Linked DNA regions of Homo sapiens: region 1 is linked to region 2. The links are chromatin loops, found by intact Hi-C in ENCODE. Cell type or tissue: PC-3. All regions are shown on one strand. Each heading gives the region's core, and the rest is flanking DNA. Links, peaks and the distances in the headings are about the cores only. Region 1 has its middle 400 kb from the start of LINC02326. Region 2 holds the start of FOXG1-AS1 (FOXG1 antisense RNA 1).

Region 1 (15,637 bases), core at 4,784-12,783, 710 kb after region 2:
AAGCAGTTTGTGAGCTGGCCGGCATTGTCCCCAAAAGGATAAAGGCCTAGGTTCTTTACCTGACTGGCAGAAGCATTCCAGCACCACGAAAGGACTCTAAACATTGTTTTGTAAGTAATGAGTCCTGCTGGTTTCATCCTGCAAGACATTGAAATCCCACAGGGAAAATGTGGTTAGAAATAAAACAGAGGGCTGGGGCCTTTAATGAGTTTCCTATCCACAGATGCCATCAAGCTTTGATACTATTCATTTTATTTCTACAGCTTCAACAAAGATTCCCAGAGTCGTGGGCCATACTCTTAACACTGAAGTGCATAGAACTTGGCAGAAATCTACACTTCAGAGATAATAACATATCATTCCATGAAATAAAGGAAAAGGCATAATCAAAAAAAGAAGTTAAATATGGAAACCTGTTTTGACAACAAATGAATGCAGTTGAAGCCAGACAGGAAAGGTGCTATGTATGCATTTTTTTACATGTTTCACATAAATTATGATATTGCAAGACCCTATCAGGTTTTTTTTTCTTATTTTCATGTCCTTTCAGTCAGATGTATTATTTATATTGCTCTCCATCTTACATTAAAGGAAAATTTCAAAGACTGCTGCTTTAAAATAACAGAACAACACTTGTAAAATCTGTCAACATTATATATGGCTCATTCACCAGTTGCATTTCATTCATTATTATAGTTGGGAATTTCTCAAGGCCACTTGGATGTCCAATGAAATAAATTTAGAATTTCTGAATGTTGAGAAAAGGAAAAGAGAAAACAGTGTTGGTACTTAGTAGACGGATTATGGACATCACCAGCAGAAACATATATTCAACAATCATATTTAGTTAATAAATATATTTACTGAGTTATAAAAAGTTTCCTTAAAATGTACACTAGGTGAAATATCAAGTTTCATCAAATGATTAATTAAATGTTATATAAGGAACATGTCCTGAATTTGTGGTTACTAAAATAAAAATAAAACATGTTTTTCCAATCTTATAAAGCTAGCCCTGACTTTATTTTTTACTTACAAAATATTTTGATTTATACTTAATAGGAGATTTAGAAAAGAGCCAGCCAAGAATTGTGGAAAAATTATACTATGAAAATTTATCTTTCCAGAGATATATTTACTTTAAAAAATATTTATGTTGCATTTTGATACTTTAATATTGACCCTTGACTCAGTTTTTCAAATTGACTTGTGGTAAACTAAAAGTTTCTGAATGTCTTGGATTCTACAATCCTACCTAGAAAATAATTGCTTAGCTAAATTGAAGATAAATCTAATAAATAAGCTTGTTAATTATTATTACTTTAAAAATAATGCTGAGACAAGCTAGTAGAAATTATCAAAATATTTTTGCCATTTCAAACTTTTCTCTTACAATGGAAATGAAAAAGGAGGTCATAATTCAGGAGCCCTATAGAAACTTTTTTAAAAGTAGATATGTAAGAGATGTAAGTTGAGGGACATGCAGGAATAGATTATTGAAGTAATTCAAGCATATTAATTAAAAATAAAAGAAAACCTTTTCAGAAACAATTACTGAAGAACTTCATAACATCTATATCCCCAACCTGAACCATGTGTTTCAAATTCTTTAATCAATAACAGTATATTTTTCATTGTCTGATTTTTGTAACAAACAGGCCAATATGTTGGAAAAATTTGTTTTACATTCCTACAAAAGCCCAAAGTTATGGCTGTCTCTTCCTGTATTGCCACCATCACCTAACACATGTCTTTTCTTCATTCTGTGGGTCATAATAACAGCTTTCACTCTTTGAGCACCTACTATGTGCCAGACTGTTTCACACGCATTTCCAATACAATAACTTTCTGCAAAACAGAGTACTAGTCTCATTTTATGAACAAAACGTAGAAAGTTTATGTGAGGAAAATTTCACATGGTCACACCACCTGAAAGAAGTTGACCCAGGATATAAACCAAGTCTTTTTCACTCAAAAGCCCATGATCCTCATAGAAAACATTCTATATTATGCATTTTATTCTTTTTCCGTCTTTGGTTTATCTTGTGTTTATATCTCTATTCTATTAACTATATTTTTCTGATGATTTGACTGGCAAACTTAGTCAAAATGATCAAGTGAGTTAGTACCTGCTGATCCAACCTTGAATAAATTAGGGAATGCATCAATTGAAAAGACTAGTTTTCCTTAAGTAAATTTTCTGAACCTGGCAGAAATAATTTTAAATATAGTTCAATAATTTTAAATTAGTTGAACTATATTTAACACATAATATTGCTTGAACCAACTTCAATACCAAAAATCAGCATGGTGTATCAAACATGAAAACTGGAAAGAATTATAAAACAGGATTGCTACGATGCTGGCAACAATGGAAAATCATTAAAAGAAAAATATGAGCAAAGATTAAAATGAAGTAACTTGAATAAATGTTTTTAAAATCCTATAAAAAAGAGATAATATAAATACATTTATGGTTAAGAAATAGGAAAATTTTATACAGTATACCTGTATATTATTTATCTTAATATTTGTCTTTTATCAAAATCTTAAATGAAGCATTCATTGCATTCATTGCAAAAACAATAGACAAAGGTTTTAAAGCATATGACAGATTTGATGCCATAAAGAGTTTTCCCATGGTTGCTCTATGGATTTTGACAGCAAAATAGTGGTTTGGGGCCTCATTTATTATTTGAATATTTATTTGGATTTCCAGACAGCTTAATTTATTCTCTCAGAAAAAAAAGTATCAATTTACCATTAAGTTTGCATTATTTTAGTCTACATCTTGTATTATTTACCTTACCATGAATTTTAAATGATGATATCTTGACTTTTCAATTTCACATGATTTGGAATGTGTTAATTTAGTCAGTTAACCCATTAGAGTTTTGTTCAGGTTTTTGTTCTTGTTTCTGTTTTTCAGAACAGAAAAGACTTATAGTACTCCTGATTTTAGCAGGTAACTGAACTAACCTAAACTAATTCACAGGTTTAAAAATTAACATGTGAAAAAAGTTACTTATTCCTCAAAGTTCAATCAACAAAGATGTTACAAAAGTAACATCACACACAGAACATATCTGAGGAAAATATAACATCTTATATTGGTTTTCAATTGACATTCAAGTACATAGTTCAAATTCTTGATTAAGAAATATTAAAGTGAGGCTTCATATTTTTGGATGTATATGTATGTAAAGGATTGAAGCTGATTTTAACACTTAGATAAGTTTAATTTAGGGAAAAACACTAGAGACTTGGATCTCACAAAGTGATTTAAAGAAAAACAATCATGATTCACATTTTAATTATTACAGGAATTGGAGTCATTTCACAAACAGTTAACATTAAAGTTATGTACATTGTTATTGTTTATCATTAACGTTCACTTCATTTAAAAAATCATTTTATTGGCCGGGTGCGGTGGCTCATGCCTGTAATCCCAGCACTTTGGGAGGCCGAAGTGGGTGGATCACTTGAGGTCAGGAGTTCAAGACAAGCCTGGCCAACATAGTGAAACCCCGTCTCTACCAAAAATACAAAAATTAGCCAGGCGTGGTGGCAGGCGCCTGTACTCCCAGCTACTTGGGAGGCTGAGGCAGGAGAATCGCTTAAACTCGGGAGGGGGAGGTTGCAGTGAGCCAAGATCACGCCATTGCACTCCATCCTGGGTTGACAAGAGTGAAACACTGTCTCAAAAAATATATATATTTTATTTATCACAAAATAAGAGATGAACTTTTTAGATCACTTCTGAATTGGTATTTGTTTCCACAAGCATATTTTTAAATGTACAGAATATTGGGAAACTGAAGGAGATTATGTAGGAAATCTGTAAATGATGAAGAGTGTTTTAGCAACACCCTGCTATGTACCAAAATTACATATTTCTGTTAAATAGCAACATTCTATATTACAAATAGATTCTAAAAATCAAATGTCTCAAGTGAAAGTCTCTTAAACATTTCTAGTTACAATTAATGGGAAAAGCAACACCCACTTCTATGCATAATCTATTCCTGCTATTTTGTTTAAGTTAAATAAATAGCAAATGATTTCAGAAGTAAATAACCATTTTTAATGCCTAAATTATTTGGTAAAGCGAACAAGTTTAAGTGCTAACTAGTATTTTGCATACATACCATAAGATACAAAATAGCACGTGCTTTCTATTTATATTGGTTACCAATCTTGATATTCAAGGGAAGAGTGTATAAAGTTAACAAGCAATTATTATTTGCCAAATTAGTACTCAACAACCCTGAGTAAATAGGAAGTTTGAAACCTATCTGTTATACAGCTACTTTAATTTGCATAGCACACTGGTGTGTTTGCTTTGCAAATACTTTGCAATGAATCATCATTTGTACTATACAGTCCAAAGAAAAGCAATCAAAATTCACAGCAAGACAATGAAATTAATTATAACTGTTGAATTCTGTGGTGGTAATTCCTCCTCATGCAGGAAGATTAATTGCATTGCACTTTCCTTGCACTCCACTAAATGATCTGATGAATGTATAATCATTTACAGATTTCTCAAATGCTGAAAATTGATTACCTTTGATTAGCTCTGATCTGCACAAAGAGCTCTGACAGAGTATCAGTGAAACATTACAACATTACAGACAAAGTAACAAATGATTTAATTACCAGTGTGCTTATTAATGTTAGATTCCCTGCAGTGATCCTGGCAAATCAGGGGCCTGTAATAGACCTGTGGGTTTCACTGAATTCCATTAGGGTTTAAATAATATTTCTCACTATTTCTCAAATCCTTCTTTTCATGGCTCCTTAATAACTCTAATTAATTTTAATTTGCACAAAAAAATCCACAGCATCTTTAGAAACTTTTAATTAGCTATAAAATAAAACTCTTCTCCTCCCAAGAAGACATATATGATCAACTTTGGAGTAGCCTCACAAATAAGTTTTCATTAATAGTAGTTAGCTCTCTGTAATATTATTAAATTAAAATCTAAAACCAATGTGGAATTGCACATGTGGTCCAACTCTTCTCTTCTAGCGGCAAACAAAATGCGATTTGTTAAACAAGAACCAAGTTAAAGAACAATATGGTAAAACGTTTAGATAGTAGTGTAGGAAGCATCGTCATAATACTCTTTCTTTTATTTTTAGTGCATACGTATACTTGCAACCATTTTGTTAACTGTAGCATAGAAAACACACTGATTAAGGAGCTTCAGAGTATGTTGAAAGAGGATTTAAAAATGCAATAGCAAGAGAACACTGGCCCAGTTAGACACAGAATGTGATGAATAATGTTGGCACAAACAAGTCAAGCTTATCTAGACTTGTACTCGGGAACATTCAGATCACTTTGGATTGGCAGCTTTTAGGGCTTTCCCCAATTTGATGCCATTATATATGACATTAAATTATTGTGAAGCAACGACAATGAAAACCCAGATGATCAGAGGAGTCAAACAGAGCGGCTTAAATTAAAATATGTGTCTGCAAGTGTTTCAAGGCAAAGAAAAATTAGAGGGTAGGCAATTAAAAGGTTGTTTAGCACAGAAATGCTGATATACAGACAACTTTACAATAATATTTTTTCACAGTGGCTTTGCAGTTCTGCAGAAACAAGGCAGTGCTGCAGGTGTTTCTGGGTGGCATTTCAAAAACCACTAGCTATAAAACTTAAGACATGGGGATATGCAGCCCCTGATGCTGATGAATACATTTATTATGTTCAGTGCTGTCAGCAGCTGAAAAGCTATCCATCACATTGAAACAGCACAGAGTCAGGAGTCTCTTTTTGTGGAGAAATATTGAAGTCAGATTGTTGATGTCAAAAGTCAAAGTATAGTTCAGCTCTCTGTTTTATGAATCTGACTGAGACACATTGTGCCTGTGCGCAAACTGATATCTACCAGAGCTCATTTTAGCAAATGTGTGATTTAGAAGTCAAAAAAACATTCGTACAACCAAACTCATAGCAGGCAGAGGCTGTGGCGTGCATACATAGTTTTTACATTTTAATATGACACCGTGTGGTAGTGTTTATCATCTGAAATCTAAGCCATATCAACTTTCTAGCTATGATATTTAAGATCTGTGTACTTTCAAAAAAGTATTCACACAATAAAAGAATACATTAAAATATCGCCTCAATAGCAATGATATTGGCCTTGTTGGGCTTGGTTTTGCTTTTTTCTTCTGAATATCAAACCACAAAGAAATGGTGAATTCACTGTATTCGCAATTAAAAAAATAGACACTATTTAGGGCCAAAATTATATCAGAATTTAATGGCCACTGGGTTGCAGACACTACTTGAAGCCCCTTTTGTACACATCCACCTCATTACACTTCTGGACTTTTATTATGATATAACTTATAACGTCTGAACATAGATTTTATACATAGTCCTACGTTCCAGACATCCCCAATAGCCAAATGTTGCTGAATTCTTAGAAAACAAGAGTTAAATAGAATAAAAGAGCAAATTTTCTATCCTCAGCCCCCTCTTTTTTGTTTTGCTCCTCAGTTCACCTTATTTCGAAAGATATCCATCTTTTTCTTTCCACTGGAATTTTTTAAATTATTTTACAAAAAAAAAAGTGAATGAAATGAAAATGGTTTCGGTGGTACATATTCATTCCTATTTAACAGAATCTTTAAACTAACTTAGTAATAGATGACACAGCTTGGAAACTATTGTTTTATTTGATCAAATCTTGGGGATCAAAGTGTAGGTTTTGAGTGTATTTCTTTAAGCGAGGGCTTTGTGCCTCCGAGGTAGCATATGCTCAGAATGCTATTACACTTGCCAGCCTTCCTGCAAATTTGTGGTGTTTAACAAAAAACAAGCACATTTTTCAATTCAAGTCAGGAAGACGCTTTTATTTTTGCTGATTTCGCCTTCTTTTCTCTTTTCTAGCACAACCCTCAGGGCGCGTGATGTAATGGTCAGCACTTGCACATGGGAGCCAGAAAGCCTTTAATGAACTGCAAACTTTGTTCAATAAAAATGATTGTGTTCCAGCTTTTTTCTCCTTCCAAAGAAGAGAAAACATACAAATATCATGTAGAAAGCTTTAGGAATCGTAAAGACCTCAGTAGGTCTTAAAAGCATTATTTATTTTTAAAAGCAAGGAAAAAGAAGCAACACACACACACAAAAACAATAGCAGAGATTATTTTTATCCTAACTTGGTTCAATGACACCAGATGCAGAACAGGGCTCTATGGCCTGAAGGGTCACGAGTTTGAGTCAAAACTCAGCTTCAAGTTAATTGGCTGGTGTTTGGGGCTACACAAATTGAAGAGAGACATATTTGTTTCTGATGGGGAGAGGCAGGATCACTGTTCTTGAGTCTCTGCACCCCCTTGCTAGCTTGTCAGGAACTCTCTCTGGTGAATAAATATCTTCAAAGTTGATACCTCTAATCTTTCCTGATAATAAATAAATAAATAACAAGTGTAATCATGATGGATTCTGTTAAAGATTAAAAAGAACAAAACAAAACCAAAACGAGAGTGGAACTTTATTCCTTCCAGGTGCATATTCAAAAGCAATGTTCGTTAACTCTTGGTTTTGCCTATATTATCAAGCAAAAGTGCTGACATCCATATGCATTTAAATAAAAGTTGATATCATATCCTAATTTTTAATATTTTGGAATGGAATGTGCAATGTTAAACACTATAGTTACATGGCCAGACTTTTTTGCATCCTTTTTAATGATTTCTTTAAAAATCAATGGGAAACTTCCTTGGAATACTAGGCAGGATTATTTCCTTTTAAACTCTCTCCAGGTAGATATGTCAGGAATCATTTGAAATACTTATATGTCTGCTGGGGGAAAAAAATCGGCAAAAGAGAAAGAACCACCATATGGAATTCACTAAACAGTAAACCTCTTGTCCACCGAAATTACACCAGTCCCCACATATTAGGAAGACATTGCAGAGGCTGTGCTGTGTGCCTTCCAGGCAGAGCTCCATAGCCAGCAATTAGTCTATATAGTCAGAGGCCAAAAAACCTTATTGTCTTACTTGCTGTATAATTATCTGTTATGATGAACTGTGATTCTAAGGACTATTGTCTTTAAGCTTGGATCTGTGTGTAGAGTGGTTGTCTGGCTGAGACCCAAGAATGGACCTTCCTTTTAGTATCTCTGCCTGAGTGATTTCTCTGGTCTCTTCCTGGCTGGATAAAACAGAGACTGTTTCTGCATGATTTCTTGGGTTGATGAGAAGCAATTATGCTTTAAATGAAGTCATTCATGTCTGCCATTTTGTTTGCATATTTTCCAGTGTTCACCTGTTATTAAACCTGTCTTTAAACTGTAAGCTAGTTCCAAGTAGACTTTTGTGTCCAACACAGTTCGGTAATCAGAGGAAAACAAAATAGATAAAATGTTTTCTGCACAAATCACTCAAGCAAGAAATCTAATAAAGTGATTAAAATCTAAAATAGCATTTAAGAATTTCCTGGGAATTTTTATTTCTTTGAATTTCCCTCCCATTCCCTGTAAGAGGGCAATTGTCTCAGCAGTCAGTGTGAAAGTTACGCAACTTTGTCATCTGGTGGGAGAGAAGGAAAAGGCAGAGGAAGGAGGGAGTATTAATAAATCTTATTCCTATTGTCAGAATAGTTATTGTTGTTCATTATAACATGAAAATGACATATTGGCATATTCAATAAAAGGATTATTTGAACTACTTATCAAAAATTGATTATATCTCATAGGTCAATTTACTTAAAATATGAATTCAATAAAGATCATATAATGTAACCAGACATAATTATTAATTAAAGGTGTATTCTAATGAACTTACGACTACTAAAAAAAGAATATTTTTACATCAAGTCTTGTAAAACAGAAACATTCCACTTCACATCTTCTGGTCTTCAAACATCTGAAAAGCAAATGCCTAAACTAGCTTATCACACATTATTAGGTGAACTATAGCTTATAGCTACGAAAGTCACAAAACAAAGCATGAGAATATTATCAATTTATCTAAACAGATCTATGTTTTATTAAATGAAATTTTATTTAATAACTTTTTACTTTTTGCCTTTTGAAAGATTTTACATTTAGTGAGCTATTTATTAGCCATTCCTTCCTAAGAGGTATATTTTACAGATACAATTAGCTTTAAAAATAAGCCATAGTGGTTGAGCCAGAATGATTTACTGGATATTTTTAATAGTAAACACAAAATGGAATATTGTTAACCAAGTTGGAAATATATCGGACCCTATGATTACTTAAATTATTTCATGTAATTCTCCTTTTGGAAAAGAATCATTTTAAAATGGATATAAATAAAAAGTAATTGAACTTTAAAACAATTTCATTTTGCTCAACTTTTTTAAATTCCCAACTAACCACGTGAGTTTGATTTTTGAGTTTCAATGAAATAAGAGAAGGGTTACTGATCGTTTAAAAGTACTTCATTTATCACCACTGAACAGAAAGCATTTCCCCCCCTGAAGAGGTTTGTACTAAGGTGACCTCTGCTGTTTAAAAATAAGGTTTGCAAAAGGCAGTCCCTCTCGTAAGATATCCAATAATCCTAAATTACAAGGATAAAAGTGGATACTGCTGTGCTTAAAAGTATTTACTAAATTCATTACTGTTTCGATTATATACATGATTTTTAAGCATTTTTTCCTCATAGCTGGGAAATTTCCTCTGTCATTTTTACCTCCTTGCATTTTGCGTACAAATTCTGACTGACTGGGATCCCTGCCATTGCATTTTCTTCTCACTAAAGGGTTTTATCTGCTCCTGGTGGGGCAAAGTCATGACCCAGAAAAAAATTGATTCATGAATTCTCAGGGTGCAAGTAAAGAAGAGAGGAAATATGCCTTGGCTGAGCTCCGACTAGTGACAATTTAAAACCTGTAATTAGTCTGAATTCAAGCTGCAAAAGGAATCTGAATTAAAAATTCATTAATTCAAACTGATATATTAACTTGAACATACTAGATCCCTCATTATAAAGAGTCATTTTACAAGCTGTTGTGTTAACTGCTGGAACCTAAATTTTACTAATTTTAAAATTATTTAAAGGTGTTAGAAAGACCACCAGACTATATTGCATTGTGCCTTCTCTCTACCTTGAGAAACTCAAACTTTATTGGATTTGCTTGGTGTTAACACCTTAGCCCTAGGTTTCATTTCCATCTCCGTCCTAAATTTTGTGTTTGTAAATCTCCACTGTCCTGTGGAGCACACATTCTCTTACGAGTCCCCCGCTGATGTTTCCAAGACCCCAAGTCCCCTTTAGCTAACTCCCTGACATTTTCATGAACTACACTGCTGAAATGTTATACAGTAATTAAGGTTGATACTGGGGCACATTCAGTCTCCAGTACAAATTAAGATGGAAAAGATTATCATAATATTTTGCTAATCTGTTTGGTAGTTTAGAGTTGTTCCCTGTGGGGGACAAACAAAAAAGAAAGGTATTTCAGGGTTAGGCTTCAGAAGAAAGATCAACCAGGTAGTAATGATTGTTTTAAAATCACACGTATTTTAAACTTTTCTTCTGAAAATCTTTATGTGTTGACATATTGTTACTTAAGTTATAACTCCCTTGGGACCAGTGTGCAAGCTTGTCAAGCGAGTTAGTAGGCACTGTCAATGGATGGGCTCTTGAATTCAGACTAAAATTCTGTTATCATTGTGTGGAGTTCAAATCCAGGTACCACCAGCAGCTGGAGGCTCTCCAACTGTCAGTAGTGTCTGAAAAACACTAAGAGACTAAATAATTTAGATTACACTATACTGACCTGTATAATTGTTTAAATGAGTAATGCAGTCACCAACTGAAAGAGGTCAACCATCTGTAGAGGAAACACAGAATTTGGTTTCATTTCCAAACAAACTTTTGAAGAGCAAATTGTTTTTTCTGTGGGAGGTAGGGGAAAGTCTGAAGACAGATTAATGGCTTTTCCCGCTAAATAAAGGTTAAGGCTTCTGTCATTTCTAGAACGCAACTTCAATAGAAAAGAAGCAATAGGGCAGCTGGTCTCAACTGCCACATAATCAACATGCACAGGCACTGTTTTGAGTGGATTAAAAGGTAGGTGGCTTTGAAAATACAGTATTATTTCATTACATGTCATCATCATTCACTACATATATGTGTGAGTACATGTGTATATAAAAAGAAAAAACTTGGGTAAGACTAAATCCTTAAGTTAGAATAATCACATTTTTGCAGATAATGGCAAGTGGTTTGTTTTAAATGCCACCCTACCTAAATCTTTATCTCTAAAATATGGAGTTACTATAAGTCAGATTTTTGAGATGCATACATTTAGGTACCCAGTTTACTTTGAGGAAAAAAGTGCTTATTTTAACTAGATTAACACATACTGATCAAACTCTTAGTGTTCAGGCAGCTCACATTGAATTAAAGGCTGCCATAATTAAGTGCTCCTACCAACTTATTCTCCAGAACCATTACCTTCCAACGGGTTACTTGCCAGGCAAAGTGGTTTAATTATTGGATTTCTCCTGAGATCTCCTGTTCTCCTGCCACGGTACCATAACAGGCTTCTCTGATCTCTTTATGGTAAAACAAATTATAAAAGAAGAAAATGACAGAGAAGAAAGAGACTAAATTCTGTGTGCCTATGAGCTAACTATGAATTTAATGCAATGAATTAAAATATATCTATATTTTATATACATAAATATATATAAAATATATATAACAGAAATATATATACATAATATATAAATTTATATACAAAAATATATAAATATATTTAAAAATATAAAATAGATATATAAAATATATAAATATATAATATATAAAAATATATAATATATAATATATAAATATATAATATATAAAAATATATAATATATAATATATAAATATATAATATATAAAAATATATAAATATATAATATATAATATATAAAAATATATAAATATATATAAATAATATATCAATTTATATATAAATACATATAAAATATAAATATATATGTATCTTTGCTATTTGAGTTTATTTCCTACACATACACACATGTGCACACATACACGTTTCATCACAAATTGCTTGAGGTCACATGCAGATAATGTTTAGTAAATTCTTTTCTCAAATGTTTTTGAACACTTTGTCTATCCATCTAGCAAGAATGTTCTTCAAAATTCATCCTTGCATCATTATTCATCTGTTCTGAAGTAATAAAACTTTTTGTCATAATATTCAATGTATCAAGAAGATATTTACATTGCATACATAAAATCTTAAGCTATTAAAATGCTCTATGGTTGTAGTAATGCTCATCCAATAAATCTGCTTGTTTGGGCAATATCCACATATTGTTATCAAAATGTGATTTTGGTTGCTGCTGGTTGATAACAAATGCTAACTGGGAATGCATTATTTTTTAGAATAAATTTTCTGAGCGACTACTGAGGGCTTGGCACTGTGAAGTATGCAGAAATAAACAAAATATAGACACGACTCATGATTTGCTTATGATATAATATAGCCAGAATGTTAGAAGTTTCTGTGCCATACTGTCATGTTCTAACTTTCATAGGTAAGCACTGTCATGCATTTTTCTCTCTCTCTTTCCCTCTTCCATGCACATGCACGTGCGTGTGCACGCTCACACACACACACACACACACACACACACACACACACAAAGCTTTAAACATTCCTCACATGAGCCCAGTTAAATAAAGATGAAGAAAAGGAGCATGATTTCACAAAGTATTTCTTTGTACATGTTTGTGAGCCCTGAATGCCATCAGTATTCTCCTTTCTCACTTCACCTACCTCCCCAAAATTGAAAGTACAACGGGTGGTGAATGGTAAAATATGACACAGTTGATAGACATATTTCAAGTAAAAGGCAATATAATGGATAGCTCTGGTTCATAAAAAAAATTAGCACAGAATTAACAACTTAGTAGTGGATAAGAAAAGACAAAGTTCAAAAATTTTGTTCATTTTTCCAACAGGATGCATCAGTTACATTGACATAATCTTGATACACTAATGTCTACTTGTTTATCTTTGGGTTCAAACGTTTCTACATTACCTATCACAATATTTATCAGATAAAATGGAAATAAAAAATATCATTCCAGAATATAATTTCTCAAATTATTTGTTGAATTTCTAAACATTTTTCTGGTCTTAAGGCAAAAATCATAGTTTGCTTGAATACTGCAAATATGAAGTCCTTGCCTCATCCCAGTCACTGGACTAAGTGCCTGGGATGTAGCAGTGAATAAACAGTACATTCCCTGCTCTCATAGAGCTTACATATTAGCTATAAACTATGAAAGCTATTAAACCTTCTAAAAGGAGCAAAATAGCCCAATGTTTGAGGAAAAATAGAAAGCTCAGGTATCTAAATTATCTAGATCAGCACTGTCCAATGTGGCAGTCATTAGTCACTTGGGAAAATAGGGAGGTGATGGGGGTTTTCAGTAGAATACGATGTGATATTTTTCAAAGACCACTATGGCTTCTCTGTTGAGATTAGCACAATCAAGTTTATACCAGTTGTCTTGGAGTATACCCTTTCACTCTCAAAAGTGCCCCAGTATGAATGACAAATATATGGTCACCCTAAAGTACAAGACTATAAAAGTAATGCAGTAGGAGATTGATCCAGGTAGCTTGGATCATGGAGGTAGCAGTGAAATAAAGCATATTCTGCACAGGAGATGATACTTATCACATAATCCTACATTTCCTTTTTCTTAACTTGCATTTTATTTCTTGTGGTAAAATACATACAATAAAAAGTTTACCATTTTAACCATTTTTAAGTGTGCAGTTTAGTGTATTAAGTACATTCACATTCTTACACAACTATCATCACCATCCATCTTGGCAACTCTTTCTCCTAAAAAACTGAAACTCTATACTCATTAAACAATAATCTCCCATTACCTCTTCCTTAAGTACCTGACAACCACCATAAGACTATCTCTATGAATTTAACTAGGTATTTCATGTAAGTGGAATAATACAATATTAGTCCTTTGGTAACTGGATTATTTCACTTAGCATAACATCATCAAAGTTCAGGCATATTGTAGGGTGTGTCAGAATTTACTTTTTTTCAAGGCTGAATAGTATTTGATTATCTGTATATATCACACTTTATTTACCCATTAATCCATCAGTGACTATTTGGTTGCTTCCATCCTTTGGCTATTTCAAATAATGCTGCAATGAACATGGGTGTACAATAATCTTTTTGAGACCCTTCTTTCAATTATTTTAGGTATATATTCAGAAGCAGAATTGCTGGACTATATAGTAATTCTATTTTTAATTGTTTGAGGAACCATCATTTGTTTTCCACAGTTTGCTGCACCATTTTGTATCCCAGCAATAGTGCACACAGGTCCCAATTTCTCCACAGTGTCAACAGCTCTGGTGACTAGTTCCGTTCTGTGTGCTTCTTTGATATTAGTCAACCTAATGGGTGTGGAGTGGAATCCTGTGTTTCTTAAGCTACAATTTATATATCTAGAGTCAACATAGCTCATATTCCTAGAATGTCAAATTATTGCAAAATATGGTAAAACCTACTTTTGTATTAAAACAATAGAGTTTTTGGAATTAAATCCATTTTGCAAAAGAATTAATCACATATATTTGTTAAGATAAAAGTTTCCGTTTGAAAGCACAATAGCATAGCCCTTCCCTAAGTCTTCATGAAATGCTGGTTCATTCTTCTCTCTTGATTGAGGTGCTTGGGTGGAATAATTTGTAAAGCAGTGGAAAATCTGTTCTTACTAATACTCATACCAGATTATGTCTGCTAATATTTGAGTCTGTGGTTGACCAAATGCCTGACATATCAGATATGACTTCTATATATTCAAGTCCTATTACTGGAGGTAGGGAATGGCTGTCACACTAAGGGCTGATAACTATGGAAATTCACAAATAATCACAGAACTTTCATCTTTAATAACCCTTTCAGCCTAATATTTCCCCTATTCCTTCACCAAAGTAAGTAGTACATAATAATCTATCCAACTTTTTTTTAATTGAGAAACAGCATTGCAAAATAGTTAAGAGAATAGCCTCTGAAGTCAAACTACTGAAATTTTAATTTCAGCTCAAGTGCTTACTAGCTGGTGGTCTGGGTGACATCAGGCAACTTACTTATCCTCTCTGTAACTTAGTTACATCACCTTTAAGACATCAACACATGCAAAACACTTTGAAAAAGACTTCAACAACTGTTTGACATATTATTACTATTTAAATTACATTAAGCATACATTCAGCCACAATAATAAATATACTATTTCTGATTAATTAGTATTAATATTCTCTATAGTTATGAATATCTATTATATCCACCAACAGGTCACTCTGTAAGTAAACAAAGGTAAACATAAAACGAATTCACAGAGGAAAATCTTCAGGTTTGTAGGTTAAAAACTTTGCCTTGATTAGAAGTACAGATAAAAAAAATTCACTTGAATTTGTTTAATTTGGCATTGTTAGAAAATATCCAGATCAAGGGAACATTTCATTTGGTTCACCAGTTCTAATACAAGCTACTATTCAGAAAAATCAACAGAAGTGCTTGCTTCATCTAGAAATGTGTTGTTGTATAGATGTATTATATTGCTGTTTTCC
Region 2 (15,637 bases), core at 2,593-10,592:
CGTGGTGGCGGGCGCCTGTAGTCCCAGCTACTCGGGAGGCTGAAGCGGGAGAATGGCGTGAACCCGGGAGGCGGAGCTTGCAGTGAGCCGAGATCGCGCTACTGCACTCCAGCCTGGGCGACAGAGTGAGACTCCGTCTCAAACAAAACAAAACAAAACAAAACAAAAACATGCAATCGCTACAGTACTTGGGGTAGGAAATAGATATGGAAATGTTACATTCCCTTAAAATGTATTTTACCTATTTACTTGTTTAATGTCTATTTTCCTTAACTGGGAAGTTAGCTTAATAAAGGCAGAAGAGGTTTTTGCCTCCATTATCCAATGCTATATTCTTAGCACCAATAATAATGTCTAGCGTACAGTATGTGTACGCTATGTATTTATTGAACAAATGAGAAAGTTTACAAGTAATTCATGGATTTCATATGATTCTCTATATCTTGTTTACATCAAAGACAAAATGTTTCGTATTTCTTAAGACTAACTGCAACATGTTCAAAAATTTGGTCTATCAGCTGAAGTGTATCTCAATTTGATAATTAAAGAGAAAGTTTACATTTTCATGTAAGCCCTTCCAAATACTCCAGCACACATAAGTGAAAATCAGATATTCTCCTTCATGGCCCATCTGCAAACTTGTAGAAAGTGAGAACCTGAGGCATAAGTGGACGTGAATGGGCCTGGGTTCTATTTTTCCATGCTATAAAAGCCATAAACAGTGTGGTTAATGATGCTCCCATATCTGACTTGAAGCCAGGGTACGGTGGATTCGTGTAAATGCTGAAGGCTAGCTAGCTCTGGTGGCTGAACACCAGTTGAGGGCAGCAGAGAGCTACTTGAGAGAAAATAGATCCAGGAAGGCTTAACAGCTCTCAGCTTAAAGTGCTTGGCTAAGTCCACAGTGTGCTGCTGAAAATGCAGCCGCTTGGAAAACTAGTCCACAGGGTGGCCAGCAAGAATGAAGTAACCAAATGTATTAATGCATAAAGCCAAAAATCCAGGGAGATGGGTAGGAAGCAACACCAGAGAACTGACAATAATTTGGACTCCCATTTCACACAGTTCTCAGGAGCCATTGATTCGGACAATCATCTTACTCCAGAGCTGCTGAATCACAAAATGTCTTAGATTCCCTCCAACTCTAAAATCTTAGTTCCCAAGATAATTAACAAAAATGTTTAGAGTACAACCTTTTTTCCAAAGATTATCCTTCCTGTAGAAAGAATATAAAATTGTTAGTGTTAAGAGGAGAAAATCATACATGAATGAGGAGTAGCAAACACAGACTAGGGGTCCCAAAATTCTTTAAAAGTTGAGATTTCTCAAATATATGCGGTGGAATCCTGGTGAAGTTTAATGAACAGCCTCAGTCAATCCCCTTGTTTCCCAGTTTGAAGGCTCCAACCCTAAAAATGACCAAGTGTAAGTTGCGGCCTGTCCAAAGCCAGGATTCACACTCCTTTTCTGTGTCTTCCTAGTGGAGTGATCTTAAGCAAGTAATTTAGTCTGTCTGGGTCAGCCTCCTCACTTCTAAAATAGAATAATACCTGTGTTTATGAGGTCTGTGAAAAATCTGCAGAATAAAACATGTCTTATGAACTTCGTACAGCATAAGGAATTTTAAATAAAAGTCCAAGTAGTAGGAACTAAGAAGTTTTCTAGGGAACAACAAAAAGGCATCTAAGAAAGAAACCTTTGATATATTTAGAATTTTCCCTGTAACAAACTTGTTTGTTTCTATCAACCCAGGTCAATGTAGATATGATACTCCATATACATATATTTATACACATATGTGTGTATATGTATATACACACACACACTTTATATACAACACACACACGCATGCATGTGTGTGTGTGTGCATGGGTATGTGTGTGTGTCTTCAGCTTCCCTGAGGTCTATATTAAATGCTGAGCATATTTGCATCACGGAGTGATATTTGCCTTCTGTGAACACTCTTATTGCTAAAAGTGTGTAATGATGTTCCTAGTCAGATTGAATTTGGAGACATTTTACTGCATCCTCCTGAAGAAATTTATTCACAGGGACACAGAAGCAGAGAGAAAAATGTGGGCTATCTGCAGCCAGAATACTTTGGCTCTGGTTCCTAATAATAATAATAATAATAATAATAATTAATCATCACCATGAGGATATGGGAACATGTTAGAAAACTTGAATACAGCTGCCTCAGCTTTGTGTTCAGTTTGGTCCTATCTCACATTATGATTTTTCTGGATGGATAGCAAGGGAGAGCTGAGTGCATGCCAATGAGTTAGTAAATGGTGACTAGAGTGTCTGAGATTTTTGTTATTTTTAAAAGCAGAAAAAGGGAAAGAACAAGACAGGAAGATAGAGAAGATGGAGGGCTGGCTCATCAATTCTCATTTCTGATGAGATGCCTAACTAGAGAACTCAGGAGTGATAGAGAAGAGTTGCAAATAACAATGAAGACACCACAAGAGAGTCTTCTCAAATGAAGGTTGATGATTTATTGACTTAAAAATCTTTTGAATTATAAGGGATAGCAGATTCAACTTTCTGATTTTGTGCATAAGAAAACTAAGGTTCAAGAGAAGTGTTGTGACTACCTCAAATTCCCCTAGGTGTTAACAACTTGTATATTTATCTTACTATTCTAGAACTAGCTAGATAGCATGCCAGTGACCAAATTTTATAGTAAAATCTAGGAAATATTGGTGAAAAATAGAATAAACAAAATTGGTTTCCCTTAAAGTTACAAAACATGAATCCATATACCAGTAGTCATCAGCTGCTTTGCTATTAGGAAATTAAACACACACTTCAGCAAGTGCATGCACAAACTACACCCACGCACATGGCCAGCTTACAGTCACAGGGAATGAGAAGAGGTCTACTCTCTCTCTCTCTCTAACATCTTAAATGCCAAGCAAATGCCGAAATTGTTATTCTGAAAAGTTTGGGGCTCTGCAGTCTACCATTGCTAAGATTTTTCCTGTGCCCAGATAGTTCATTTAATCTTTGCTGTAAGAAGAAGAAACAGAATCCATATAGACATAGGAATTCCATTTCTTTGAATTATAAAATATTTTCAGCCAAGGTAATATAGACAGGGCATATATGTGATTACTTAAAACATGGTGTTATTTTTAGTATGTTCCCTGCTATTCACTAGATAATTATCTCCAATCAAAGTGGTTAGTTCAGATAAAAGAAAATATCAAAAATAAATTTTTTTCAATTTTGTTAAGTATTTGTGTAGAAACATATTTAGTGATAATTTGGAAAATTAGGTAAATAAATTGCAACCCCCCTCAAAATAAAATTACTTTTTAGAACTAGTTCCTTGACATGGAATTTAAAGCATTGGAAGAATACTCATAACAAACTTTAATTGCCCTATGTGCAGATTTGAGGTAAAAACCGTTGTCTCTCTATGTCTTATTACCATAATCAAAGCTTAGAATTTTTTTTATTATCAAAAGACTATTGTGTGCCCGACAGACAGTCAAGATTTATTAGAAAAGCCTCCATGGCTCTCCCCTCCAAAAACTCAGTAAACAATCCCACACCTTCACTGCTACTATTGAGCATTATGGGCACTAGATGTCGCTGCTGCTGTTAGAATGAGATTTTCTTCCTGCTTCCCAGCCCCACCTCCCCAAAAATTTTTTCCAAAGATTCTTATGGTTTTTAAAGTTATATTTTAGTGGTAGTGTTGTTGGGAATTTGATGAATGAATGATATTTTATATATTAGTGATTGCAGGTCACTTATTTTCCAGATTAAGAAAAAACTGGAAAGATGAAGTAACTTGCCTAAGGATCCATAGGAAAAGAGTGCTAGAGCCAGAGTCGGGAAAACAGTTCTCGTGTCTACACTTCACCAGCTTTTAAGAAGTAAACGTGTTCCAGCTGTGAACAATGACGATATTCATCTTTTTAAGTCAAAACCCACTGGGTAATATTTATTACCCTTTAAGTCAGTTTCAGTTTGCATTGCCCCTGATGGTCTTCTCCTTGGACACTAGGTATGTATTAATCATGAGGGCAGATGATTTTCCCAGGCTAAATTTACTTGAAAGGGTAAGAAGCCTAATAGACGGTCATTATCTAAATTAAGGTGATTCCGTGCTCCAGAAAATCTCCCCATAGAAGAAAAATGTCAACAAGCTCAGGAGACTCTCCCTCATAAAGTTATTAAAACTAAACAAGCATACACAACACCCACACACAATCCAATACAGAGGAGATCTCCAACCCAGCTTCCCTGTCAATACAAAAGAAAGCCAGTGGAGTTTTCTTCAGAAGCCTGGGGCTAGGAAGGGTGCAGAAGGACTGTGAGGGCAATCCCCAACTGCTTTCACCGACTAAGGTGAGGAGAAAGGAAAGTCATGACTGGGGGAAAAAAAAAAGAAGAAGAAGAAGGCAAGTTAACTAAGAGAGGCAACCAATCTACGCTGAAGCTTCCATAGTCCTGCTCTCTAGAGAAAACCAAAAATTCACCACCCCGCTTGACGGATTGGCAGGCAAGAGAAAGAGGGGAAACTTCACACACTCGCTTAGAGTTGTTGGACCCCTTTTCCAGTCCCCATCTCAAGAAAAGAAGAAGGGGGCAGGGAGGAATGGACGTGCCCTGAAAAGAAAAGAAAAAGGAGCCAACATTGCAGCTAGCCTTGGGAAAATCTCCACAGATGAGCATTTTTGTTGCGTTAAGTGGCCGGCATTAGCAGCCTAAACACGTAGGGGAAGGCTAACATCGCCGTTAATATAATGCGGGAGAGGAATGATAGACCTGGGAGTAGAGAGTGGAAGCGCTAGTTTTGCATAAAACAAAACAAAACATTTCTGAGGACTTAAGCTCCTAGGGGGTTGGGTGGAGTGAATTTAGGGAGCGCCTCAATCCATAGAGGAAGCATGCACCGGGGCATCAGTTTCAGAGGCTTATTTTAAAAATATATATTTATTTCAGCTGCCTTAAAAAATAATTTCACAGTCAGAAAAATAGCTTCTTAGACCATGGTTCTGAGGTCGTCTCTGGGAGGGAGAAGAATCACCTCCGAGATGTCTTTCAAACTCCAGCATTGAGACTAAGAATTGACAAGTAAGGAGGTTCTGGAAGTCAGAATGAAAATGGTCACCTCCATCACCTTCACGAGGCTTCATTTCTCTCACATTTAGGGAGGTAGATGAGATACAGTTAGACGCACATAGAGATAGTGAGAGAGAGAGGGAAAGGGAGAAGGAGAGAGAGGAAAGAGAAAAGGGAAGAAAAAGCAGGGAAAGAAGGAAGGAAGGAAGGAAGGAGGGAAGGAGGGAAAGAGGGAAGGAGGGAAAGAGGGAAGGAGGGAAGGAGGGGACAGGAAGGAAAATTAGAAGAAATGAAACCCAACTGAAGTCTTATGATTAATAACTTTTTTTTTTCAAAACTAAATCAACTCTATCTTCCTCGCCTTTCTAGGAAATCCTCAACTTGAACAATATTCTAAGTGCCCTAAAGCAATTAAAACAAAACTTTGGAGGAGTGGGGCGGGGAGACATTCCTGGAGGGCCAGAGCGGGGATCGCAGCAGAATCTGCAGCACTGGTGTTAAGGAGAATTTGAGCGCTCGAATGCTGTTGTTAAATTTCTTCCCAGAGCCCCATGCTCCCTCGTTTAGCATCTCCCTTCCCCAATAATTACTTGAGAGGATGAGCTCGAGATTGAAGAGTGAGGTTGGCTTTTCTGTGTGAGGAGCCGATAGGATCCACCAACACTAAAATCAAAAAGACTCCTGGTGCTTGCGAGTACAACCCCAAATTCTCTCGCACACTGCCCAAGTTTCTTGAAACTCGGAGGCTCAGCTCAGTGTAAAAACATGGGGGTTCTCCTGAGTCGGTTTCCCTGACCACAGGGGGACCCCTGCAAACACGGCCTCCTCTTTAATACCTTTGTAACTCAGTTCTTCAAGCAACCCACCTAGGAGAATAAAAGGACCCACTGAGCTCCAATAACTGAGTAGATGATTAAATAAAGCCGAGATCTCAGATCTTCGCGTTTGGGGTGGGGAGTGGGGGCGCTGGGGAAAAGTCGGGAATAGCCCCGCGGTACCTGGGGATCCCAGTTGTTTTTTCTAAGAAAGCCCGGGGTTAAAAAATGCATTGGAATGTGGCGATGCCTCCATCAGCCGTCACTTTATAAGTTCCCAAGTCACGCTGCTCTAGACCATTGTGGATGAAAGTGGATTGTCTCTCCAGAACCAAATATTCCCTGACCTGCTTCCCCAACGCGCCCTCACGCTTTCCTGGGAGAGCACAGCGCTGCCGGAGACGCGGCGCTTCTGTCAATTGTGCAGAGCAATTACTAAGAAAATATTGTGACGATGTTGTAGGGCGAAAGGGGACGTGAGGAGGAAAGGGAGGGGGAGTTAGTTTGGAGAGCAATTTGCAAAGGAATATTAACTTTGATTCCCGAGGTCACCGCGGGAAAAGGGGTTCTGGGCTGCAGAGCTCTTCCTCTAGGTGGCGGACTTTGGCACCAAACAACCGCTAGATGAGCGCTGACTTCAAACACAGGATTAAGCTTCTTGCTGGTTAAAAATAATAACAGTAATAATATAGAGGTGTGGGGCTGTTTTTTCCCCCTTTTGGATATTTATTTATTGCAGGGAAAAGTCATTGATTTTCCTAAGCAAACTGTGTTTCTCCTTCACTTGGTGGAAAATAAAAACTGTTTGAATAAATAAGTTATTTCTGAACATTTTGTTGTCAAAGTGTTAAATGTTCCCGTCATTTTTATTCAAACACTAACATGATTACAGCCAATTATATATTCACCAGTGTTCTTTATTTTAGAGTAATTGTACTTGTCACTAATAAAACAGAGGCATAATGGATCGCTACTGTTCTAGATTTTCAAGCAATTTTGTGTAATTTGATTGAATTATACATCTTATCTGCTACTTTTTTATTTTTATATTTGGGGATCCTATTTTCTTGAAAATTGCAGCTCTATGCTTGTTTTGTTGTTTCTCCAGTAACGTACACTTCGGTAACACTGATAAATAGAAAGAGTCCCTTTGAAATGTCAAAAATCAGCTGTTTTTTTCCACACCTCCTCCCTGCTCTTCAGCATGGGGAAGACCTGAACTCTGCGCAGCAAGGGAGCCTGAGCGAGTGGGTGCACTTCCCAGAAAAGTTCAACGTCAAGATAAATTCCCCATTGGCCCCAAAGGCAGTCACCTTCCTGCCTGCATGCAGTCTTTGGGGGCTCTGTCTTTTTCCTGTAATGATACTGTTGGGTGTCTGGGGCTTCAAACATGCTAAGACAAGTAGACCATGGGTTCATTTCATGTGCAATATGTATCAAGGGAAAGAATATATACGGCGGAGCTAAAAGATAAACTGTATTTATTACTCCAATTACACAAACCCCAAAGGTCCTACCTACCAACCCACCCCCCACCCCGACAATTAAAACAATTATCTATTTGCCTATGTTCTTTTGGTTCCAAATATACGGAAAGAACTGGGATCAATACTTTCTCCCCTCCCCCACTTTTAAACCATTTCAATAATTGTTTTAAAAAGATAGGGGGAAAAGATGCACACACCTTCCCATTGTTCACATATCAGAACAATCAAGAAATAAATGTGACAGCAAGCAGACAGACGATATGATATGATCTTAAGGGACCATCTCCAAAACTGAAGGAGCAGAGAATGTGTAATTCTTTTCCCAGTAAATCCTTCCAGTTCCTAGGACAAGACTCAAACGTCCCGCTAGGAGCTGCAGCTGCGAGGTGGAGCCAAAGGCTCTGACAAGTGGCTTGTGTATGACCCAATATTTATCAATAACAACAACAAAATCAAGTGAAACCAAGGCTGCGGATTTTGAAATGCTTCTGCAGCCCTGGCGTGGATATGCACGTGAGCGAAGTAAAAGTCGCTGGAGATGAGTTGGCTCCACTTGTCCGCCCTGGGGAGCAATCCTGGGGCAAAATCCAGTGCTAATTGATCCCAACCAGCCACATTATCAGCTGTAAATGTTCAAGGGGACAAAGAATGAGCATTGTGTACTAAAGATACTCCAAGCATTTTTTCAAGTAAATAGGGACGTGTAATCAGTAGCGTGTGTATGCATATAAATAGGAAAAGAGAATTATTTTTAATTAATTAGGAAAATAATGTTTCATGTGTAATTCCAGAATTCTCTAGCGTCTCCCACTGTCCGACTGTTTTGTGATTGGGACTTCCTCTAGGAAAACCTGCGGGCCCTGTTTTGTGTTTCGAGCGGGAGAGCAGACACTCAGCTCAAATAGAGGCCTTTCTCTCGTCTTTCGGGGTGTTTATTCTATGGCCAAAAGGTAAGATGGCCAAGGCAGCGATCTGAGCGTGATGTCTGGCCCCGCGGGGGGCCCAGGAGGCCCAAGTTGGGACAGCTCCGGAGCTACCCCGGTGCCCCTCAGCTGGGGGAGGGCGCGCGGCAGCCGCCTGCCAGCCCCACAGGCTGCTCTCCAAAGGAGCTGGGCTTTTTCAGCGTTTCTGTTTCCTTGTAGCCTCATCTATCTTATCTAACAAGTTCACGCTCCGGGAGAAAAGAAGAGGGTGAGAAAAAAAAAAAAGAAAGAAAAAAGAAAACCTCTTCACCGCGGTGATTCATAGTTCATAGGCTCCGGAGCCAAACTTGCCGACCCAGCTTTTTTCTCGAACATTACTTTCTCTCCTACGTGCCTTAGGACAAACCCAGAAGGAAGACACTAAAATTGCCGAACAAGAATCTAGGATTGTTTTAAAAATAAAAGTGACCCCCCACAGACACCTTTGATGTTGTTGATTCTGACACAGAGGAGTCGAGTTGTTTTGTTTACACATGCTAACGGTAACTTGCTCCTGATGCCGCTCTACGCGCAGCTTAGTCTGTCTTCTCCTCTCCTCCCCGCAGGCGACTCCTTCCAAAGAGCGAGAGAGAAATACGGGTATTACTGTTATCCCCCACTGGGTTCAATACCCCTTACATGTAATTGAATATTCGAATTAACGTCACCTGCATGCACCCCAGTCTTTTAACTCTGAAATGTGCTTTATAGCAATACAGACTTGAAACCTTTAACTGTTTTCTATATCCCCGCGTTTACCGTGGCAGATGACCTCTTAGCCCAAAATTGATTTGGTGTGTATCCGGTCTTATGTGCCAAAAAAAGAGATACCTAGGCTGAAAAGGCAACTTTAAGGGGGGACATCTAGAGAGATGACGCCTAGAATCAAGGCCTCTGGCTCGATTGCGTTCGGCAAGCGTCTGCAACAAAGGAGCGTCGGGCAAGCTCGCGGGTATGCGCAGGGAGCAGCGGCGCGCAGACCTGGGAGCCCCAGCTCCGCGAAGCTCCTCGAAGGGAACCCTCGCAGTTACAGCCTCAAGAGGCAAGGCAGGGGAGGGAGAAAAGCTGGACCTCTTGAGAAACGCTCCTCCAACAGATTTTCCATGGCCTCGTGTTGGAGAAGGGGCGCGGGGGAGGAGCGAGGGTTGGGGTAGGAAGACCTACTGGAACCGACTCCGGAGAGTGAGGGCCAGGTGGGTGTAAGATGAGCACAAAGTAAAAACTTGCCCATTGGTTTGTCCACGCAGGTTTCTTGAAAGAAGCAGATAGATCTGATTAGTAGATACTACTTTCCCCACGCAAAGGGAGACTTTGGGGTGAAGGGTTCTCTGCGTGCTTCCTGGCTTGCTTACCCCACTCATGAAGTTTTCTCTCCTCTCATTCCTTCAGACCTTTAGTGGGTGCAAGCATTTCCTATAAGATACTTATTAATCTCATATACGGACCTTGAACTGTTCAATGTTTTCCGTGTACATTTAAATATTGAGCGGTGACTAGTTCGAAGGTGACCGGCTAAAAATTGCGAAGGAGTCAGACCTTTCCATCTTTTCTCACACAACTGGAATTTGGGGGACCATTTGGAGGTGTGCTTCAAAAGAGAAGTCTTGGTTCACCCGCCACCCACCCCCACATACACACACACACACCCCTTCTCTAAAAGGTCCTGTAACACTTCCAGAAGAAGATTGAGGCTTCTACTAGAAATCACATTGAAGCTCCAACTAAGTAAGAACAATGATGGGATAGTTAGGAGTTCCAGCTCTTAAGAGTTCAGCATTTTTAGCCCTGTAAGTTTTTCTTTCAGCTTGATATATAGATATATCTATATATAGATATATATATATATATAGATATATATAGTTATTTTCTTTTTTCCTGTTTTGGTGCCCCACTGATGGAAAATCCGAGGTAATATTGTTTGTGGGCTGGCTTTTGCCAAGTCTCACTTTCTTCCTTATGGGATAGAGCTGGGGGTTAAAACTAAGAACCTGAGCTCTAGCCTCCTTCATTCTAGTTCACCAACACCCCTTCAGCTCTTTGTTTTGTTTTGTTGTGCTGTGTTATGGTTGTTTGTGGAGCTTCCCCTATCTCCTTTGAAAGACTGACTACACCATTTCCTTGGGTAACTAGAGGAAAAATAGGAATCGGCCTCTCAGGGGCACTTCCCCAGGCTGTGTGGGACCATTTCTCACAACTGGATCAGGTCTAAAAATGGAACAGGTCCGCCCTCACACTATCAGGGACTCAAGTCCTTCAGCAAATCACTCACCCTCTGGAGGGCACTGGCAAAGAACGCGAAACAAGTAAAAGGGTAGTGGACATTATGTTTACAATGTTTACAAGAGATGTACAGAGTATTCGACTGAGAAGTTTTTCCAGAGACTAAAGTCCCTTGGCCCTCTGGTGGTATTTCGTCATGGATCTTTCCACGCCTGGCTCTCCCTTGGCTAATGTCGGGACAAAGCTTCTCCCATGCACATTTTGCTGAAGATCACGGGACTTTTCTTTTGGCTGCGTACGTACTTGGCTTCAGAGAGCCTGGAACACCTGGCAGCGTCACAGAGACTTGCCTGGAGAGTCCCAGGGGTCTCTGTCAAGGCCTTCTCCTCATCCTTGTCCTCTTCCTCCTCCTGCTCCTCTTCTTCGCCTTGGACTTTCTCCCTTTTAAAGTGGCTCCCTAGCTTACACAAGCTAAACATTTCCACTCTCATAGACGAGGCTCTCCCATAGATTTTTTTACTCGAGGTTCTCAAGCAAAATTGCCGGTGCCACAATGTTATGATGGAAGGATGCTGAAATGACAGGCCTAGTAGACGCTTGTCTTAATCATCGGCTTCTTAATTTAGTTTTAGTGCTGTGTGTGTGTGTGTGTGTGTATGTGTGTGTGTGTACACACACGCGCGAATGTGCGCGCCCCCGGGGACGTTGAGGGTGCGCGTGCGCGCGCTGAGAGCAGCCACTGACAACCTGCAGCTCCCTAATGAGTGACGAGGCAGGGCTGCTGCAGAAAAGTAACACTTCCCTGGTGTGAAGACCTCTTACTGAGAAGTTTAGTTCACTACTGTTCTCGCAAACCTAATCGTATAACCTGTAACCAAAACCCACAGAACGAGGATACAACACGCTAAAGAGTAACTTCTAATCACTAAATGTTAGCACCATTACCTGCTGTTAGGAAGATATTATAGACGAGTTGGCTCCAGCGAGGGCAGACCTCACCTGCCACAGGATCTCTGGAAATACCTGGATGCCTCTGTATGGGATCTCCTCACTCCCAAACGTCACAAGGTCAGAAATTCTCTGTGCATCTGCAGGAAGAGAACTTTAGCTAGAGCTTGGCGCTGGGTGCCACTCCAAGGACACCCTGTCCAGGGAATGGAGAGCAGAGTGGATTTTAGGTAAATGGGGCCCACCTTCCTTTAACCAGCAGCTAGCAAGAAGAAAAGAGGCGGATCACTGACTGAAAACAGGAAAGAGGCCCTAAAGAATACTTAAATAACACCGCCAAATGGAAAAATGAAATGTTCTGCTCCCTACTCGGATGAAGTATGCTGTGTAGCCTTGGTTATTAATTAAAACTCCAGAAGGAATAATCTAATTCATTTCCTAACCAATTCTTCCATTGGAACTGCTCACTCTTTACGGGGCCTGACCTCTTTGGGAGAGCTGGGGGACTGCAGACAGAGCAAGAGAGAAGTTTACTGTGATATATACCAGAAAATTACATTTACTTTGACTTCTGCTTTTATTCATTAATAGTACACATTTGTAGATGTCTGTGTGAGAGATCAAGGTTAGATCCATCATGAGAAAAAAATTAGAATGATAGAGAATTTGTTTCAGGTCTGAGACAACTGAATTCCCTCTGTCTTCTGAAGGTAATCACGGTGACTGAGTGGGGCTGAAGATTGGGCTTCCAGTGCTTAGGGAAGAGGCCCGAGGTGGACAGAGGCAGGCCTTCAAATCCAATTTGCACCCAAATTGGCTGGTAGGATATACAAAGCCCCATCCAGAGACTTTCAACTTGCACAATACTCTGTCCAGGACCCCCCTCCCCCTCCATTTCAAATAGTAGCAGTTCTTTAAAAAAGCTATTGCTGAGACAAACACGGGGTGCTGAGTAAACAGTGCATGTTTTGTTGAACAAGCTATATATATATACATATATACACACACACACATATATATGTGTGTGAGTATATATATATATCACCATCTCGACATAAAGTGCAATTGAAATTATTAAAAGGAATTAAAACTCACTTCTTGCCAGATTACAAATAACTTTTGTCATTAGGAAGAATAGATTTTTAAATATTACATTAAACTATATACTATTTATGCCCATAAGAATATCCTATTTTGAGAGACTTGCATTCATGCAATCCTTAAACTATATAACATAGCCTTAATTTGAATGAAAAACATTTTCCCAGTCAATATGAGCTCCTAGCATATAAAATCAGATTATTACAGTGCTCATTAGCAAACCCCAGTTTTTGCTATTTGAAAGTAAACAGAAGAAAAACTTATTTCCACCTGCTAAAATTTTATACAGGATTACAAAACAATGCACGCTCAGATTTGACCTAAGAAACACCTTAAAACATTAAAAATTCATCAGTCAGAGCTGGTGTTGTATTGAAGGAAAGCTCCTCCAGTTTGCTGCTGAGCTCGGATTTGAATAAAATGTCCAATGTTAACAAACAATACCCACGTTTGGCACTTTGTGTATTAAATTGATCAAACAGATTTTAGGAGGCACAATGCACAATTTGTACAGACCTGATTGAGTTAATATAATATCAGCAAATTTTACATCGAAATGATTCTGTTTCTTTTCTTTGTGTTTAAAACCAGCACAGATTACAAATTTTAATGATCTGAAAATGTTTGGTATACAAAATCATGCTTATTTCAGTATTAGCAAAAACACAAGAAATTTTTCAACACAAACACCCAGCTGTGTCTATTTTAAAAGCAGTTCAATGACAGCTTGCACTTATGAGCATGCAATCAGCTAATTTCGTTTTTTTTTTCTTCTGTGTTAATCAACACTTTCCTTCCTGCATATCAGAGTACAAATAGTATAGTTACTCCACATCAGTAAATGTTTACGTAACCTGTCCTTTCCCAAGAATCCGGTTACACCGAATCATTTCACGCTAGACCGACTACGAAAACGTACCGGGCCGTCCACCTCAGAGGGAGCCCTGTGTGCCATTATAAGTGGTGGTGAGAAGGGGGGCTGTAAGAGGAGAAATTGGGAGGAGTAGGTGGAGGAATGGAGAGACAGAGGAATGGAGGGTGGGGGGAAGGGGCGGGGGGAGCTAAGGGAGAAGGAGGGAGGAGGGAGGAAGGAGAGTTGAGGAAAAGTAGGAAGAACGGGCCTGAAGAGGGGAGAAGAGTGGGAGGAGGAAAAGTGAGTAGGAAGGGGAAGGCCCACAAATCTCTCCAGCCGGTAGGCAAAGCCCATTAGCTCACCCGGCCCTGCGAGAAATCCAGAGCTTGGAAATAAATGTTTGGGACCATGTCACTATCAACACTGATTGTTGGAACCCTTGAATTTTTCCACATGTAAATACAGTTTGTTTTAAAGTGAGAAGATATGTAGACATAGGTAAAGATACATACATACAGTGGAAGGACATTTGAGGTTAGTCCAATATTCAAAGCTCCTTTGTGGCATTCCTAATAGATGCATATTTAAAATTCACTAGCTATTTGTAATTATCTATTATTCTCTCCAGTTTCCTCCCCCCCCCCCAACCTTTTCTCTCTTTCTCTTTCTTAAGACTGGGGGTGGGGAGGATGGAATAACCCCCTATTATCCTGAGTATTCATCAACCGCATTCTTTATGTTACAATTTAACTTTAGGATCAAGCATAAGCACCAATTTTCCTTCCTTCGTTTTCTTAAATACCAAATCTGCCAGATATCTTAATGAAAGTTTATCCAAGTGAAGAAATGCTTACATTTTATAATTATTTACCTTCTAGAGGAAGGAAAAGGTGCCTTTCATTTATGCTTCTCCACCTCCCTCTTCTCTGGGGCTACATCCTCCGTAAAATGTGGTATGTTTCGTGCCCATGTGGGATGAAACAGCCTTTGATCAATGTGCTCCCCACTAAATTCCAATCCCTGGGAAATGCTGGGCCTTAGCCCTGCCCCTGGCCACGGGATCCTTTTAAAGCCCCCGATTCGCAATTTCCCCATTCACTTCAACCTCCAACCGAACCTTCCCAGTTCCAAAGCCCAAGAAGCTGGGACTGTGAGATCCACGTTCCCAAGGCTCCCCGGTGCTTTCCAGCAGCACTCAGGGTTGGCAAGAGCTGGCTTCAGTATACTGTTATTTCAGGAATGAGGCCCGCACAAAATAAAAGCATTTGAGAAACGGAAAGGAAAAAAAAGGAGTGAAAATAGGAAGGCTTAAAAAAAAAACCGGAAAGAAATAGACGCCCACCCTTATTTTCCCTCCAATGTCAACAAGCAAAACGAAAATATTTCCAGGGTGATCGCTCGCAGCTACCCGCTTCCAATTCGGATTAGAAGCTGAGGCTGGAGCGGCGAGGAGAAAACGACATCGAGTCACCCCGCGCGTGAGCGACGCTCTGGAGCAGGAGAGAAGGAAAAGGAAGAGACACACGTATATAGCATGTGTTACCTGATTTATTTCGAGATTGTTTGGTACTGTTTTCTCTCTGGGCACCTCTCATTTCGGAAGGCCATCAGAGGCGCCCACTACTGAGCGGCCCCGGCCGCCGCAGCAGCACCCGGAGCCCCAGTCCCGGTTTCCCCGCGGTGCCGGAGCCCGGAGCTCGCCGCCGCCCAGGCCTCAGGAATCGAGTAAGTAACCCCTGTTTGGCCCCGCGCTCCTCTGCCCACTTCCTCCTCCTCATCTCATCGCTCCCAAAGCTCTCCCACACCCTCCTCCCCCGAAGTAAAGGACACCCCCGCACACACGCCAGCGGTGGGCCTTATCTCCCCCCTTATCCAAAGCTGCGCTAGACTATTACCTACAAAGGGCACAATTTTCCTGCTGGCTCAGAAATGCCAGACACTGGCCTGCAAGGCCGACTCGGAAAAGTAGTGCCTCGCCTCTACCTCCTCCATTTCCTGCCCTCTCGCATCCTCTCCCTGCACTCCCACTCTTCCCACTACCACCACCACCCCCGCTTTCAAAAATAAAATTGGATACAAACTTTAATCACTAAGGACAAATATTGACGCTTAAACGAAAATGACCCAGTACAATGAGGAGGAAGCCGGAAATGTGAGCTATTGGCCCTAGGA

Evidence for each region. Hi-C counts contacts between places; a loop is a spot of excess contacts. Peaks named below come from ENCODE experiments on the same cell type or tissue, not always from the same donor. Only the 100,000 strongest peaks of a DNase experiment are listed, where the experiment ranks them.
Region 1: a loop joins it to region 2, with 12 times the contacts of the local background. A loop is called at or near these places in 2 of 110 quality-filtered maps.

Annotation. Positions count from the first base shown.
Region 1 is chr14:29,454,429-29,470,065 of GRCh38, forward strand. No RefSeq gene overlaps it. Among named protein-coding and RNA genes, the nearest start is that of LINC02326, 400 kb to the left of the region's middle. RefSeq lists enhancers at 1-399, 3,850-5,184. In PC-3, for the core only: a CTCF peak has its summit at 9,509 (motif pointing left); no DNase peak of the experiment used is centred there; H3K27me3 peaks cover 3,014 bases.
Region 2 is chr14:28,750,824-28,766,460 of GRCh38, forward strand. It overlaps FOXG1-AS1 (FOXG1 antisense RNA 1), which reads right to left and starts at 14,496. Exons shown (of 7, transcript NR_125758.1): 1 at 14,337-14,496; 2 at 11,509-11,651. RefSeq lists enhancers at 6,046-7,644, 15,095-15,619. In PC-3, for the core only: CTCF peaks have their summits at 3,600 (motif pointing right) and 6,466 (motif pointing right); DNase peaks (open chromatin) are centred at 3,578 and 6,488; H3K4me3 peaks cover 355 bases; H3K27me3 peaks cover 6,720 bases.